2 separate regions of the Homo sapiens genome follow, and region 1 is linked to region 2. Evidence: read pairs that join two places in POLR2A ChIA-PET (ENCODE). Cell type or tissue: GM12878. All regions are shown on one strand. Links, peaks and the distances in the headings refer to the core of each region. The heading gives the core; the rest is flanking DNA. Region 1 overlaps ARRDC3 (arrestin domain containing 3). Region 2 has its middle 45 kb from the start of LUCAT1.

Evidence for each region. ChIA-PET counts read pairs that join two places held together with the same protein. Peaks named below come from ENCODE experiments on the same cell type or tissue, not always from the same donor. Only the 100,000 strongest peaks of a DNase experiment are listed, where the experiment ranks them.
Region 1: POLR2A ChIA-PET joins it to region 2 with 6 read pairs; 27 of 35 experiments call an interaction of 5 or more read pairs at or near these places.

The regions. Positions count from the first base shown.
Region 1 is chr5:91,368,206-91,373,589 of GRCh38, reverse strand. It overlaps ARRDC3 (arrestin domain containing 3), which reads left to right. Exons shown (of 8, transcript NM_020801.4): 8 at 2,134-4,959. The coding sequence ends at 2,190. Among named protein-coding and RNA genes, the nearest start is that of ARRDC3-AS1, 9.4 kb to the left of the region's middle. In GM12878, for the core only: no CTCF peak of the experiment used is centred there; no DNase peak of the experiment used is centred there.
Region 2 is chr5:91,266,551-91,271,936 of GRCh38, reverse strand. It overlaps the pseudogene RNU4-90P. Among named protein-coding and RNA genes, the nearest start is that of LUCAT1, 45 kb to the left of the region's middle. In GM12878, for the core only: no CTCF peak of the experiment used is centred there; a DNase peak (open chromatin) is centred at 2,528; H3K27me3 peaks cover 184 bases.

The sequences.
Region 1 (5,384 bases), core at 1-5,000, 100 kb before region 2:
ATCATGTTAACAGAACAAATAATTTAAAACAACAGATTAAAAGTTAATATTAGGTTCATCAATATTTACTAAGTTTGATGCAGAGGTAGGACTGTTCACTTATTAGGGAATTAAGATAATGATCTAACCTCATGTTGAATTACTAATTTTTTTTTCTCTTAAACTTTTATCTTGAGACACATTTTTTGAAGGAAGAATTTTGTATATCCAAGCATCAATAGGAAGAACTAGCATTTTGCAAACACTGATTAAATAGTAGAATTTATCTTATTCATGATGCTTTTCCAATTGCATATTTTGACATTCTCAGTCATAAGAAATAATGTATTTGTGATAACATCTTAAAACAACATTCCCACATGGTTAGACTATTTTCGTTCATCTCATATTGATGGCAGCTAAGCACTTAAATGTAAATAAAACATGGCCCTTAGGAGAAACCCACAGATTACTGAGGAAAACAAGCTAAGAAGCAAAATATTATGTAATAATGTGATAAAATGCACAGCTCATTTGAGAAGCAGCTTATTAGGTCTTGGGCATCAGGTGGGGCTTCTTGAAAAGGTGACTATTAAGCTGAATTTTGAAGAATGAGTAGTCCTCAAAAGGCAGGAAGAACAGTGTATGTAAAGACAAGGAGTGAGTAGGTGGGGTGTCCAGTAATTTCAGGATATTTCAGAGTGACTTTAGCCACTAGTACACATTTTTAAGGGGTTTTGGAGTTGGTTTTGATACCAAAATAATTCTGTAAATTACTAGAATCAGCTTTTTCTTTTGGTTACTGTAATTTACATAGCTGTTTTACTCTGAAATATTACTCCCAAATTAAACATTAGGGGATTGTTCATCATATTTCTCTTTTTTTTTATTAACACCATAACTGGAAGGGTCAGTTTTCCTTTGGTTGTGATGATATGAGATCTTCTTCATTCATTGATTATAGAATATTCAGAATTATTGATGAGACATAATTTTTTCTATTTATTTTCTAATACATACAATTTCTATTAGATGCTAAAAGTGTTCTGCCACTTGTTACAGATTTTGTCATTACATTTTTACTTGGACATTTCTGTCTTGCTTATTAAGTCAGTCATTTCTGGCTTGATTTGAGGCTTCCTGGCTGTCCAAGGAGGCATTTTAAAAAGAATGACAATCTAAGTATAGTTCACTTTTAAGCAATTTGTGGGAAAATTCTGCCTCCTTTTAAAAAGCACTAAAGATAATTTACAACTTTTAAAACCCTAAAATATGTTCAGGGTGTGATTTAACTAAAAGTTATTTGGCTTTTTTCCTTCAAAAATGTGTTTTACCTAAAGCTTCTGAGGCAATTTGGGTTGTTCCACATTTAGATGCAAGTGGATGGGGTCTCGTCCAAAAGCTCTTTCAGTAAAAAATATATTAAACCCAACAATTTGCTTTTCTATGACCATTCTCTTTGTACTTGAGAAGCAACTTTTCATTAAAAATATGTGCATATAAAAGTCACTCTGAAGATAAAGAAGGTGGGAGGAAACCTCTTGAGTGTTTTGGGTTCAGCAGTTTTATTTCCTGATACACTGCGTTTTTGGCCCTCTGTGGGATTTTACACCCATGAGTTATTACCTCACATAAGCACATTGTTCATGTGAGTAAACAAATTGTTTGCACATTGTATAAACAAAGAGCATTGTTTATACGATTTCATTTTTCCAAAGTCAGAGGAAGCGATGAGTTAACTTTTTTGTAGAAGGATGAAAGGGGTGCTTTACAAAAGAAGATGATTGCTATGAAGATATTCTACGTTGTGTATTTAGGTCTTAATTAAGTACTACTAAAGTACTGAGTAAAAGTCTTCATTCACTGATAAAATTTTACTGTTAATTTTTGTGAAATAGGGGACTATTCAGACATGCCTTTATAAAGCTTGTTAATCTAGTAATTAAATATCAGGTACTGTAGGTACCAACACCCTTTCCTCCCCACATAGCATTTCACGTATGAAAAGAGAATAATTGGATATAATATGCTAACAAGCTGTGTTTGCTCTCTGATTACATTTCTTGACTAGTATTCAGAATTGTAGTCATTTGCTACATTCTTCCTAGACCTCATGAAATAACTCTGTAAACTTTTTTTCTCATTTCTTTCTAGATTGATCCAAATCCTGATCAGTCAGCAGATGATAGACCATCCTGCCCCTCTCGTTGAAGGAACACTTGGTTGAATCAAGTTGATGTGGGTTCCGAACTGTATCTCTTCCGGCTGAGGACAGAGAAGTATCTTGGAGACACGTTTCAGAGGAAGTGGAATTACTTTTGCCCAGAAAAATGGCGAATACATGAAACAACCAGTGATCATGCTTTAGAAGCCTACAGCAACATTCTGAGACTGCTCCAACATGCTTGAAGATCTAAGCTTTTCTCTTTTAAAACTGGCACATACTCAGAGCAGTCTTCTTAGCCTATGGTCGTACGTGTCAAGACATCACGTTGTAAAGAGGGATGATTTCCTTCTTTTGATTTGAAAATTTGCACATGCTCAATGCTTACATTGTGCGGTTCGACGTCACTACAGCTTCTTTTTTTTTTTTTTTTTTTTTCTATTTTTGCCAGACTCTTGATACTCTTAAAACTTGTTTGTGGTCAGCACAACAAGGAACAAAACAAAGCTTTGAAAAAACTTTAACATGAAAAAACGCACTGACATTTTTTTTTATTTAATATAGCCTGGACTTTACCTGCGTATGCACATGCTCAGAATTGTCTACTAGGCTGACTATGTATCACCTCTTCAGCTTGGATCCAATTGTGGATTTATTTACAAACATCAAATGCCTTCAAGCCAATCCTTTTTGCTGTATGTTTTGCAGCCTACTGTAGTAGATACGCAACAGATAATGTGGGAAAAAAAGAGATAAGAGGAGGAAGCTAATAAGAGACTGTCAAGATTGTATACCTTCTTGGTTTCTTTTAAGAATTTGTTGCCTTTCTACTATTACAGCAAAGCAGCATTTTGTTACTGACTGCCTAAAATCACTTAATCTCAGGTGAACGCATCACTTGCCAAACTGTTGGAATGCTATTTGTGTTTTGTTGCACTGTTTTTTTCGTTTGTTTGTTTGTTTATTTGGTTGGCTTTTTGGAGAGGGAAATTTGGAAACGGGACATACACAAAAGTTACACACCCACATTCCCTTTTTATCATGACATACAAGAAGAAACTAGCAGAGCTAAGAATGGAGTGAAGAAAGGCAGTATGGCAGGCACCAGCAAAGAGTTGAGGGCTGTTGCTCTTAAAAATTATTTTTTTTATTATTATTTTGAAAGTATGGAAGTTTTCCATTCACTGGGGAAAGGAGGGAAAAGTGCATTTATTTTTATACAGAGTTACTTAATTACCTCCAAAACACATATGTTGGAAATCGCTTTTGCTGGTGCAAAGTATATTAATGAGCAGGAATACATACATTGAGGTTATGAATAGAGAGCTCAATTTGTACCTTTGCTGTCTTGCTCAAGCTTGGTATGGCATGAAAACTCGACTTTATTCCAAAAGTAACTTCAAAATTTAAAATACTAGAACGTTTGCTGCGATAAATCTTTTGGATTTTTGTGTTTTTCTAATGAGAATACTGTTTTTCATTACCTAAAGAACAATTTGCTAAACATGAGAAATCACTCACTTTGATTATGTATAGATTACATAGGAAGAACAATCACATCAGTAAGTTATAGTTTATATTAAAGGTAATTTTCTGTTGGCTCATAACAAATATACCAGCATTCATGATAGCATTTCAGCATTTTCCAAGGTACCAAGTGTACTTATTTTGTTGTTGTTGTTGTTGTTGTATTTTAGAAGGAATTCAGCTCTGATGTTTTTAAAGAAAACCAGCATCTCTGATGTTGCAACATACGTGTAAAATGGGTGTTACATCTATCCTGCCATTTAACCCCACAGTTAATAAAGTGGCTGAAAATAATAGTAGCTCTGGCTTGGTGCTTGACCTGGTTAAATACTGTCTTAAAGCTCATACAAAACAAATAGGCTTTTCCATAAGTGGCCTTTAAGAAAACATGGAAGACAATTCATGTTTGACAAATGCTGACAGGGTGAAGAAAGCCCAGTGTAAAAATGAATCGCGTTTTAAGTGATTCGGTTAAAGAGTTTGGGCTCCCGTAGCAAACTAATACTAGATAATAAGGAAATGGGGGTGAAATATTTTTTTATTGTTGAATCATTTTGTGAATGTCCCCCTCAAAAAAAGCTAATGGAATATTTGGCATAAAGGGCATTTGGTGGTTTTATTTTTGTTTGAGGGGGATTGTCAGAAAATCCCTTTTCTCTCTTACGTCTAACTGACTAGGGAACAATTGTTGATATGCATAGCATTGGAATACTTGTCATTATATACTCTTACAAATAACACATGAAGCAAGAATGACCAATATTCTGATAATTGGCACTGGATCACAAAATGTGATAAAACTTTAAATGTATAAAACTTTATCAAATAAAGTTTTATTTTCCCCTTTAAAATGTATTTCTTTAGAGGCATTACTTTTTTAAAAATATTGGTCAATTCCTGACATAAGATGTGAGGTTCACAGTTGTATTCCAGTATTCAAGATAGATTCCTGATTTTTCAATTAGGAAAAGTAAAATCCAAAATGTTAGCAAAACAAAGTGCAATATTAAATGTTTGCTTTATAGATTATATTCTATGGCTGTTTGTAATTTCTCTTTTTTTCCTTTTTTATTTGGTGCTGAATATGTCCTTGTAGGCTCTGTTTTAAGAAAACAATATGTGGGAAATGATTTAATTTTTCCTATTGCTCTTCCTTGTGGAAAATAAAGTGTTTTGTTTTTTTCTGTTTTGTATAATTGTTTGGAGATTTATTTGAATCTTGATCATATTAGTAACTCACCATACATGCAAACACATTAAATTAAACTATTAAACTCTATTTTAAGCCATTCTGGGTAAGAATTGTATCTAGGTCTGTACTAAAGAAAATTACTGACCAACTCCTAGGCTAAAGTAGTCCTCCTGTCTCAACCTCCGAAGTAGCTAGGACTACAGGTGCACACCACCACACCCACCTAATTTTCTAATTTTTTTGTAGTCGTGGTCTCACTATGTTACCCAAGCTGATCTCAAACTCGGGCCTCAAGCGATCCTCCCAACTTGGCTTCACAAAGCACTGGGATTACAGGCGTGAGACACCATGTCCAGACTCTAAATTTCAATCTTAAATATGAAGCAAACTTAACCAGGTAAAATAATTCACTTTCAGGCACCAATTCCTTCTCACTGTGTTGTGTTCAAATTACCAGTATTTCAAGAGTACATAAACATAACATAGTTTTTTTTTTTTTTAAGAGAGTGTCTCACTTTGTCA
Region 2 (5,386 bases), core at 121-5,120:
CACCACCATGCCCAGCTAATTTTATTTATTTATTTATTTATTTATTTATTTATTTATTTATTTAAGATGGAGTCTCGTTCTGTCTCCCAGGCTAGAGTGCAGTGGCTCAGTCTTGGCTCAATGCAACCTCCGCCTCCTGGGTTCAAGTGATTCTCCCACCTCAGCCTCCTGAGTAGCTGGGATTTCAGGTGCGTGCCACCACACCCAGGTAATTTTTGTATTTTTAGTAGAGACAGGGTTTTGCCATGTTGGCTGGGCTGGTCTCGAACTCCTGACCACAGGTGATCCACCCGCCTTGGCCTTACCCAAAGTGCTGGAATTACAGGTGTGAGCCACTTCACCTGGCCTATTTACTTATTCTTTTGTAGAGATGGGGTCTTACCATGTTGCCCAGGCTGGTCTTGAACTCCTGGGCTCAAGCGATCCCCTCATCTAGGCCTCCTCAAATGCTGGGATTACAGGCATGAGCTACTGCACCTGGCCCCAATAATCTTTATGTTGTCTCCAAATGGTTTTCATGATAATTGTGATATTAAGATTAATAACAAGTGCTCCAAGGTTCCTCATTAGAGCGAGTTTACCAAGGGTCTAATTGGCATAATAGAAACAGAGTCATTGTTATGCCAGGCTAAATGTGATCTTTTTTCTGCAAGCAAAGAAATAATATTAGCCTAAAGCTTTCATATTGACTAACACTAATTGTGTGTGCTTTGAGTTCTCCTGATAAAATTTAGCATTTATTTATTTATTATTCAGTCTCTGTAGAGATGGTCAAAATTTGCTAATGCTGGAGTCTGGGCTCAGTGGCTCACACCTGTAATCCTAGCACTTCGGGAGGCCAAAGTGGGAGGATCGCTTGAGCCCAGGATTTCGAGACCAGCTTGGGCCGCATGGTAAACCCTATCTCTACAAAAAATATGAAAATTATTCGGGCATGGTGTTAGGTGTTTGTAGTCCCAGCTACTTGGGAGGCTAAAGTGGGAGGATCACCTGAGCCTGGGAGGTTGAGGTTGTGGTGAGCTGTGACTATACCACTGCACTCCAGCCTGGGTGACAGAGTCAGACCATTTCTTAAACAAACAAACAAAAAATTGCCAATACTGACTATATCGCAAGTCATTACAGTGAAGTATTGGGAACAGTTTTCAATTAATAATAATTGCACATTGGATAAACTGCATTGGCTACCATACTGCCACTGCTCAAAGCTTCCTGATAAAATTTAATTTGACCAAGGTATATCAGCTTCTCAGAATCCTTACTGCTTACTCTTGTAAGTCTCCCTCTCTTGACATGCTTGCATCAATGGCTGCATGGTGGATACGGTTTCATTTCACTGGAGTGTAGGGGGCATATAAGGAAAGTAAATCCAAAATGGTAACTGATTTTGAGATTACAGTGAATCATGAATGCCATGATAAGGACTCCACACTTACACAGAATGCGTTAATGGATTTTGACCAAAGTAAGGGAAATGACATTTTTTAGTGCATATTATGTGCCTGCAACTACATTCAACCAAATTCATTGGTTTCCTGCATACGATAGGTGAGGATTGAGCTCTCTTATACCACCTATGACTTTAAGTAAAATACTTAAGACTCAACCAATTAAAAAAAAAATCAATGACAATGTGAATACCTACTTCGTTGGAAGAGGGTATGCACACCTGTCTTTCTCTTTACCTGTCTTTTCTCTTTGTACCTGTTAAATTCTGTCATCTGTGTGTCCCTTGACCTTATTGAGGTTGATGACATTTATATAATTAACTGTTTTGAGATTTGTCTATAGGTTGACAATGAAAGTAAAAAAAGTCTTACCATTTGCATTATTAAGACTGGGCTGAGAGCAGTGGCTTATGCCTGTAATCCCAGCATTTTGGGAGGCCGAGGTGGGCGGATCACTTGAGGCCGGGGGTTCAAGACCAGCCTGGCCAACATGATGAAATCCCATCTCTGCTAAAAAATGCAAAAATTAGCTGGGCATGGTGACGCACACTTGTAATCCCAGCTACTTGAGAAACTGAGGTGGGAGGATTGTTTGAACCTGGGAGGCAGAGGTTGCAGTGAGCCCAGATTGCGCTACTGCACTCCAGCCTGGGTGACAGAGCAAGACTCTGTCTAAAAAGGGAAAAAAAAAAAAAAAAAAAAAAAAAAAGACTGTATGGGCTGGGCTTGGTGGCTCACGCCTATAATCCTAGCACTTTGGGAGGCCGAGATGGGTGGACTGCTTGAGCTCAGGAGTTCGAGACCAGCCCGGGCAACCTGGCAAAACCCCAGCTCTACAAAAAATTAGCACACCTGTAGAACTGGCTACTTTAGGGACTGAGGTGGGAGGATTGTTTGAGCCCAGGAGGTGGATGCTGCAGTGAGCTGAGATCACACCAGTGCACTCCAGCGTGGGAGACAAAGTGGATCCTGTCTCAAAAAAAAAAAAGAAAGAAAGAAAAGAAAAAGACTGTATGAATACTCTTCATGGCAGAGAAAATAATGTAGTATTGTGTGGAGAAACCACAAACTGTTTCTCCTCTGCCACAACAATCAACACTTCTGACTGAGTGTGGGGGAGGGGTTTCCCCACACAACAAGCAAGCAATCATTTCTGCAGTGGATACCAGCTGCATGTCCTCTAATTCAATTCTGACACTATCTACCTGGAGATAGTGTCAGATCCCATAGGCTGAGGCCTACGTCCCCAAAACTGCCCCTCTTCCCCACTTCCGATGCCAGTCACAAGCCCCAGCTTGTTCTACCTGTGTTTCTGATCAGCCAGCTATAAACTGGGGATCCCACAACCTCCTCCTGGGTTTAGCTACTTGCTAGAGCAGCTTAGAGAACTTGGGGAAACATTTATGTTGTTTACTGGTTTATTATGAGGGATATTACAAAGGATACAGATGAAGAGATGCATAGGGTAAGGCCTGGGGGAATGGGAGCAGAGCTTCCATGCCCACCCTGAGGTCACCACCCTGTAGAACATCCACGTGTTCAGCTATCCAGAAGCTCTGTGAATCCTGCTCTCTTGGGTCTTTGGTGGAGACTACATTGGACTGGCATGATTGCTAGCTATGTAGAAATGTGATTGGACACAAAAGCATGATCTCATGGTAATGAGCTGAGTGGGAAAACTCAGCGAGGCCTGTCTGTTTAGATTTTTCTTGGCCTTTCTGTGCAGCATTTTTTCCTCCAGGGTATATGGGGCATGACTTCTTCTGAAAAGCAGGGGAAGATTAGGGTCCTTCCTTGGTGACAAAAAGGAACAGGTGAAAGAAGGGCAGGAGAAGGCCAGGAGCAGTAGCTCACGCCTGGAATCCCAGCACTTTGGGAGGCCAAGCGAGTGGAGTTTAGCCCAGGAGTTTGAGACCAGCCTGGCCAACATGGTGAAACCCTGTCTCTATTAAAAATACAAAACAATTAGCCAGACATGGTGGTGCATGCCTGTAGTCCCATCTACTCGGGAGGCTGAGGCAGGAGAATCGCTTGAACCTGGGAGGCAGAGGTTGCGGTGAGCAGAGATCGCGCCACTGCACTCCAGCCTGGATGATACAGCGAGACTCTTTCTCAAAAAAAAAAAAAAAAAAAAAAAAGAAGGGCAGGAGAAGATGAAAGAAAAAGGTTCTGTTTTCTGAGGCTTGCTTCTGAGGCCTTAAGTGCCCCAACATTATAACAAAATATTAAAACAAAAGCTATGGGAATTATGAGCCAGGAACTGTGGATTAAAATCAATATATGTATATATTATATCACAAGTATAATTGCATGTCCTTTTCTGAAATCTATTATTTTTCCTAGAGTTTCTAATTAAAAAAATTTTTTATTATTGCCCATAATTTCTTCCAAAATTCTCAAACGTACTACTTGGTCTATGGAAACTTTTCTTTCTAGGAGACCTCCAGCCTCTGGTGTACCTCTGGCCTCTTTGAACTGATTGCTTTCTAGCCCTGTTGAACAGCTATTACTTTGAGACTTCTGTACATTGCAATATTAGGTTGGAGCCACTGTCTTGTAGATCCCATATCTTCATTCCTTGACTTATTCCCTCTACTCTCAAGTATCTTTAAAGAGAAAATGCCTGAAAGATAAACTTACTAATTCTTGCGTATCTAAATTTTTTTTGTTTTTACATTTAATTGACTTTATTTATTTCTTTATATTTATTTATTATTTATTTATTTTGAGACAGAGTTTTGCTCTTGTTGCCCAGACTGGAGTGCAATGGCGCAATGTTGGCTCACCACAACCTCCGCCTCCTGGGTTCAAGCGATTCTCCTGCCTCTGCCTCCCGAGTAGCTGGGATTACAGGCATGTGCCACCACGCCTGGTTAATTTTGTATTTTTAGTAGAGACGGAGTTTCTCCATGTCTGTCAGGCTGGTCTCGAACTCCTGACCTTAGGTAATCCACCAGCCTCAGCCTCCCAAAGTGCTGGGATTAACAGGCATGATCCACCACACCTGGCCCATTTCATTGATATTTAAGCTGTCTAGAACTCTTGATTGAAATCATTTTCCTTCAAAAACCAACAGCATTGCTTCATTGTCTTAACAGTATTGCAGATGAGAAGTCAGGTGAAAGCCTGAATTTTTATTATTTTTTCCACTCTAACCTTTGAATTTCTTCTCTTTATTCTTCTTCTTTTTTTTTTTTTTCAAAGAGGGGGTCTTGCTGTGCTGCCTAATCTGGTCTTGAACTCCTGGGCTCAAATGATCCTCCTATCCTGGCCTCCCAAAATGTTGAGATTACAGGCATGAGCCACTGCACCCATACTTCTTTATTCTATTTTTGTTTTAAGTGAAAGCAAGTTTATTAGGAAAGTAAAGGAATAAAAGAATGGCTACTCTACAGGCAGAGCAGCCTATTCTTTATTTTTAGTTTAGCTATTCCTAGCTTTCTGTAATTTTAGGGTATTGTTTTTACTTATGGGTATTCCATTTATTCTGCTCATCATTTAGCAGAAACTTTCAGTTGGAAAATTCATGGCTCTTCAATAGAATTTCTCTGATAAACTTATTAGAGCTTTATCAGAGAAAAAGATGAAGAAATAGGTGTGTAAATACATTTTCAGGTTGTAAAGCTAGGATTTATAGGCACAAGCTAAACAATCTATCCACTTTTAACAATTTATGAAGATAATTAAAAGACACATATAGAGCATTCCAAAACTAAATGTAGCAATCTACTGGTGAAAAATTCCTAGTTTTCTTTCAATCCAATGTCCTAATTCCTTAAATGTAAAAGAGCAAATTTCAAATATACAATACATCTCATTCTTACTCACTACATCTAAACACAGGTGAAAACAAAACAAAACAAAACAAAACAAAGCAAACTCCCCGCAACAATGGTATCTACAACTCTTCATAAGGCTTATATCCTTACTAAAATATT